Regions from separate parts of the Homo sapiens genome. Here region 1 is linked to region 2. The links are chromatin loops, found by intact Hi-C in ENCODE. Cell type or tissue: Calu3. All regions are shown on one strand. Links, peaks and the distances in the headings refer to the core of each region. The heading gives the core; the rest is flanking DNA. Region 1 has its middle 23 kb from the start of HEAT2. Region 2 has its middle 250 kb from the start of HEAT2.

Region 1 (2,932 bases), core at 177-2,676, 220 kb after region 2:
AGAACAGCCCATAAAGGTAAAATCAGTTTAGCAGGGAGGCTCTTGAGGTGAAGAGCTGAAAAGTGTTTTGAAACTACTGCAACTTAGAATATCCCTCAGAAACTTGAAAAAATATCCAAAAGTATCCTGTAGGTAATTTGAAAGCTAGTTTATGGTTTATAGAATGTTTATCACAAGCACATTTTCAGACACACAGGTTTACCAATTTTCCTAGCATCGTTGCCTGCTGAGAAAGGGTGGTCAGGGAACAAGGTGCTGAAAGGAGCCCTGTGTTCTCAGTAACTCATTCAGAACCTTTCCTTAAACAGGTACTCAGTGCCAATAGATAAAAGTCCAAATGCCTCAGCCTTCCCTCTATGAATCTTATCAAGCTCAGTCTCTAGCCACTTCCCACATTAATCTTCCATTTCTGCATATTGCAAGCTTCTAATCATCCTCCAGCCACTTCCCACATTAATCTTCCATTTCTGCATATTATAAGCTTCTACTCATCCTCCAATACCCCACTCCAGTGTCCCCTGCTCAGTAGAGCTTTCAGTGATCTCTGTAAGGTGAGATCATTGTTACTACATCCCCGCTGCCACAGTACTTTGTACAATTGTCTACCATAACCCTTCTTACATTCCATGCTAGTTAAAGGTTTAGGTATCTGCCTCCACTGTTACTCATGAATAGTGAGCTGGGCAAGGGTCAGGGTCATGTCCTGGTCAATTTTAATTTTAAATCTCGAATACCTCGTACATATCAAGTACCAAGTCAATATTTTTGAGTGCACATATAAGTTAATAAATAAACTTCAACGTTAGTTAAAAAAAAAATCATCTGGCTAAGTAAATATTAGCTCCTTCCTCAGTGTCATCATTGTCAAGAACATTAAGATCCCAGCAATAGAGCCTGTGTAACTAAAAAAAAAAATAACCAAGAAAAAGAAATTGAAAAGCATAATATCTTTCCCAAGATAAGATTTTTAAATATGCAGGTCCTATTTCTAACTGAGAAAACCATCTGCGGACGATTTTCTTGCATTGTTCTCCTAAATGGTCAATGGCACTCAAGAGGCTTTCTTGGAGGTCTGAGATGGAATTACTTTCCTCACGTGATCCATCTCTTCACAATGAAATTTCAAAAGCACACAGGCCACTTGAAAGTTGACTCCTGCTTTTGGGCAACACTGGAGGTTGTGTTCACAGGGAAGGCACAGAGTGGGCTCCTGGTAAATATTTGCAGCACAATGAATGTTTACTATTGTGTGAGGCGCTCTCCTGTGGTGCTGTTGGAAGTCAATTATTCACACGCCTCTGATTCAACCACCTCAGTTACGAAGGAAAAGGCAGTATTACAAGGAAGAAAAGCTTTCAGTCAGATGACCCAAGTTTAAGTCCTGGCTCTGACACTAACCACCTGGGTGACTTTGGGCAAATCACTTGCCTCTCTGGGTAACAATTTCCTCATTTGTAAAATAAAAGTATCTCCCCACGCCTTGTTGTAGGGGTTCCACAGGATCAATACTTGAGAAGTTATAGTAGACCCCCTTATCCTTACTTTCACTTTCCACAGATTCAGTTACCTGAAGTCAACTGCAGTCTAAATATAGGTTGAATACAGTACCATAAGATATTTTGTGAGAAAGACTGCATTTACTTACTTTTATTATACTGCATTGTTATAAGTGTTATATTTTATTAGTTACATTTGCTAATCTCTTACTCTGCCTAATGTATTAATTAAACTTCATCATAGGCGTGTATGTTTAAGAAAAAGCATAGTATATATAAGATTTGGTACTACCTGAGGCCTCAAGAATCAGCAGGATGTCTTGGAACACATGCCCCTCAGATAAGAGGGGAATTGCTATATGTCACCCAGGCCAGGCATGGTGGTCAATAGATATCTGTCGTGTATACAGACCATGCTTCTGTGGCTTTGCTAGATTTCTTTTCTGACCTTTAGCTTTGGGACCCAGAATTGTATTTGTATCTATCTCACAAACATCCAAAACAAGAGGATGAAAAAAGAGCAGAGAACAGAACTGAAGGATTAACTCTATGGCAGAAAAGGTGTCTTGTCTGAACTAGAGACAGGACCAAGGGAAAGCATCTGGGCAAAACATCTCTCTCACATGAGATGCTGAGTATGATACTGGGAAAAATTAGCAGGAAAAAAATCCATTTATTTTGTTTATATAAAATTTGACAAAGTTCCTTCCTTTATGGTAACCAGTTACTATTTGTGCCCAATTTTATGCACATGCACATTATCAAATATCTGCTGGTTTCACCTGACTATATGTCACTATGCTTGCTGAACCTGCATAATGTGTCACTTGTTTGTTGAAGTCAGACAGTTTTTATTTTAAAGAATTAAAACAATGTGTTTGCTCTTGTTCCAAGACATTTGTGATATTTGTGACCAAGAAAAGAGCAACTTTAAATATATATATGTATTATATATATATTAATTGCCATTCTAACAGGTATAACCTATTATTACCTATTAATATAACCAAATATTAATTGCCATCCTGATAGATATAACCATTTATATAACTATATATATATAGTTATATAATTAAACCTATTAGGATGGCAATTAACCAAGAAAAGTGGAAAATAACTAGTGTTGGCAAGGAAATGAAGAAATTGGAACCCCTGTGCTTTGCTGGTAGGAATGTAAAATAGTGCATCCATAGCCCACAGACACTATATAGCAACTACACAATCAAGTTTACAAAATAGCCAGCTAACAATATGATGACAGAATCAAAATCTCACATATCAATATTAACCTTGAATGTAAATGATCTAAATGCCTCCACTTAAAAGGCAGGGAGTGGCAAGTTGGATAAAAATTAAGACCTAACTGTCTGCTGTCTTCAAGAGACCCATCTCACATGTAACAATACACACAGGCTCAAAGTAAAGGGATGGAGAAG
Region 2 (2,932 bases), core at 94-2,593:
CCTAAACTTTAATGTGCACTGAAGTCGCTTTAAGTTCTTGTAAAATGCAGATTCTGATTTAGCTGGTCTCAGAAGGGACCGAAGATTCTGCATTTCTGACAAGCCCCTGGTCATGCTAATGCTGCTGATTTACAGACTACACTTTAAGTAGAAGGTTAGACTGTTGGGGATTAGCACAAATTTGGCTGTTAGTTTTAAAGGGCATTATTGTTAAATTTTATTATGTATATTTATCCCAATGCCACTCACACATGGCACACTTTGAAAAGTGTTGACTTCTAGAGAGTAGGGGGGATTAGAATGATCTAATGTTGATCCTTCGACTTTGCAAAATGTTGACTCAAGCACCATTTAAAAATCAATTACATGATTCAGGTGATGGTTACACGAAAAGCCCAGACTTCGTCACTACACAGCATATCCATATAATACAATCATACTTGTACTCCTTAAATTTACATAAATTTTAAAAAGAAAGATAAAAAGAAAGAGTTTGGGTGTTTTCTTTTGAGATCCATGAAATATGACAGAGTTTAGGGAGGATTACATAAAATAAAATTTATGGGAGTGCTTGATAGTATCTGGCATGCCACAGATACTCAGTGACCATCATTTGCAGTTCATCTTTTGTTTCCTTGATTGGTTCTGCATACTTTATGCCTATCTTATGCTATTCTATCATTTTTAAATACTTGCATGACTGTATTTTTTAATCCATGTGTTTATGATCTATGTGCCTTACTGAATTACCACTTCCTTGAGGGCACAAATATGACATATATATTGGGTGTTTCCTCTTATTGTAGAATGTGGTATCTTGCATCTGTGGTCACTTATCTGAACTCAACTGATTAGAGAAGTGCTAATAAAAAATGTCTATCCATCCATCTCTCCCACAAGCCTGCCTGAACTTCCTTCATTACCAGTTAGTTCCTTGAGTTAAGCCAGACCTCAGAGCAAACATGAAAGTATCCACCGATAGAGAGGGAACACTGATTTATTCTCAGTCTTTCCTACCCAATGAAGGAGTCTTTGGTCTGTAGTCACCGAGTTCTTCCTCATGATGAGATCAATCAGTTAAAGCAGGGAAGGAGGCCAAAGTCTAGATTAAGGTGTAAAGGGAGAGTTGGACACCTGAGAGCTAACTTAAAAGAGGAGATTAATCCAGTACCCTATAGTCTGCCTAGGACAGCATAGAGTCCTGAGAGACATGGGGTAATGGGTGGGTGGTAGAGGCAGGAGGAAGGGGAGGGGAAGTACTAGGAAGCCACTGTATTGCAGATACCCTTCCATTTGCCCACTCACCTTTCAGCCACTTGGTGGCACTGACCTCTCACACAGGCTTTTAAGAAACAGCAGCATATCACACACTGGAGCATGCAGTGTGTTCTGGTGCCTCCTACCAGCCAGAGGGGCGCCTGCAGAGAGATTGGCAGTTTCCATCCTGTCACCACAGGGAAAGGGTATTTCTTGGGTCTCTCGTTCCCTCTGTGGTCAGTGCTCACGCCAGCATGATCCTCTCCTTATCTTCTCTGAGCTCAGGAGCCAGTACTAGAGGAAAAACATGGTGGGGGCTGTATTCTAGCTGAACAAAGGTAAACTGTGGTATTTTCCAGAAAACTCAATTAGCGCTTTCAGGACTCTGGGCACCACCTGGGACCCATAAACAGCATTCACCCACTCCATGGCCTGGCTATATCCTCAGCCTCCTCCTCGGAGCATCCGTGAAGAATGACATTGAGCAGAAAGGATGAGGTCTTCATTTAGGCTATTGCAAAGGCCAGATTTCTATGAAGAGGAAAGGCACATCCTTCTATATCCAAAAGCGAACCTCTCTCTAGAGGCTTCGCCTACTCATATCATAGAGCAGGCTGGCCAATGCCAGGCTTTGAATCCACACCATGGCCCTATTGACCCCTGCTGTGACTCCATCCACAGCCCAGAGAAAGGTCAGTGCTCATCGCAGAGGACAGTAGGCAGTGGGGGTATCGCAGGAAGAGCTCACTGCTGGGCATGCAATATAATCCAATTTTCTATTGTTTATTATATTTACATGTATAAAAGATCTTTGTTTAATATTAATGCTGTGAAAGACACCTGCTTGCTGCTAGGGGATACAATGCTAAATAAACATAGTTTTTGCTCATATTCCAAGCATGGAGGCTTTAGGAAGATGAATAAATACAATTTAATGACCATTTTCTAGGCACTGTATTATATAAACTTTTTATATTTTTTATATATATTTGTGGGTGCACATATATGTGTATATATATACATATGCATACATATATACTTATAGATTTATAAAACTATCTTTTTAAAATATATATACATCATTTCTATATACAAAGGTATGAAATATCTTTATATATACCATTTATCACAGAATATATTTATGTATGTATGTGTGTATATATCTCTCTCTCTATATATATGTATTTTGGAAATGACAATTTCTTTTTCTAATAATAAAAGCAATAGAGGAGTGGTTAAGAGCACATGAATTTAAAGTCAGAATGCCTTTTACCTTGAACAAGTTACTTATCCTTCCTTAAGCCTGTTTTCCCATCTGGAAAATAAAGAAAGAGATAGAAAATAATGTGAAGATTGAGTGAGGTGAAGCATAATCCAAAAGCACATGTTTGATAAATAAAAGTTAACAATTATTATCCTCATGTGTATTGTTTAAAAAAAAAGAGTCAAGCAATTTTCAAAAGGCACAGAGAAGGAAATAACAGTGTCCTGTAAACCCATAATTCAGAAGTAGAACAGTTAATACCTTACTAAATACAAGCATGAGTTAAAAAAAAATCATGTTTTTTTTAAATGCATTTTGCTTTCCCCAACACACAATTATGTACTCTGATTTTACAGAAAGGATATAATATTCTAGTGACTTACATATCCTATTTTTCCTCAATATGGAGTG

What was found. A loop is a pair of places that touch in the nucleus more often than their neighbours do. Peaks named below come from ENCODE experiments on the same cell type or tissue, not always from the same donor. Only the 100,000 strongest peaks of a DNase experiment are listed, where the experiment ranks them.
Region 1: it touches region 2 in a loop (4-fold over the local background); 1 of 110 quality-filtered maps calls a loop at or near these places.

Annotation. Positions count from the first base shown.
Region 1 is chr10:111,135,477-111,138,408 of GRCh38, reverse strand. No RefSeq gene overlaps it. Among named protein-coding and RNA genes, the nearest start is that of HEAT2, 23 kb to the right of the region's middle. RefSeq lists an enhancer at 848-1,533. In Calu3, for the core only: no CTCF peak of the experiment used is centred there; a DNase peak (open chromatin) is centred at 1,238.
Region 2 is chr10:111,358,891-111,361,822 of GRCh38, reverse strand. No RefSeq gene overlaps it. Among named protein-coding and RNA genes, the nearest start is that of HEAT2, 250 kb to the right of the region's middle. In Calu3, for the core only: a CTCF peak has its summit at 1,316 (motif pointing right); a DNase peak (open chromatin) is centred at 1,412.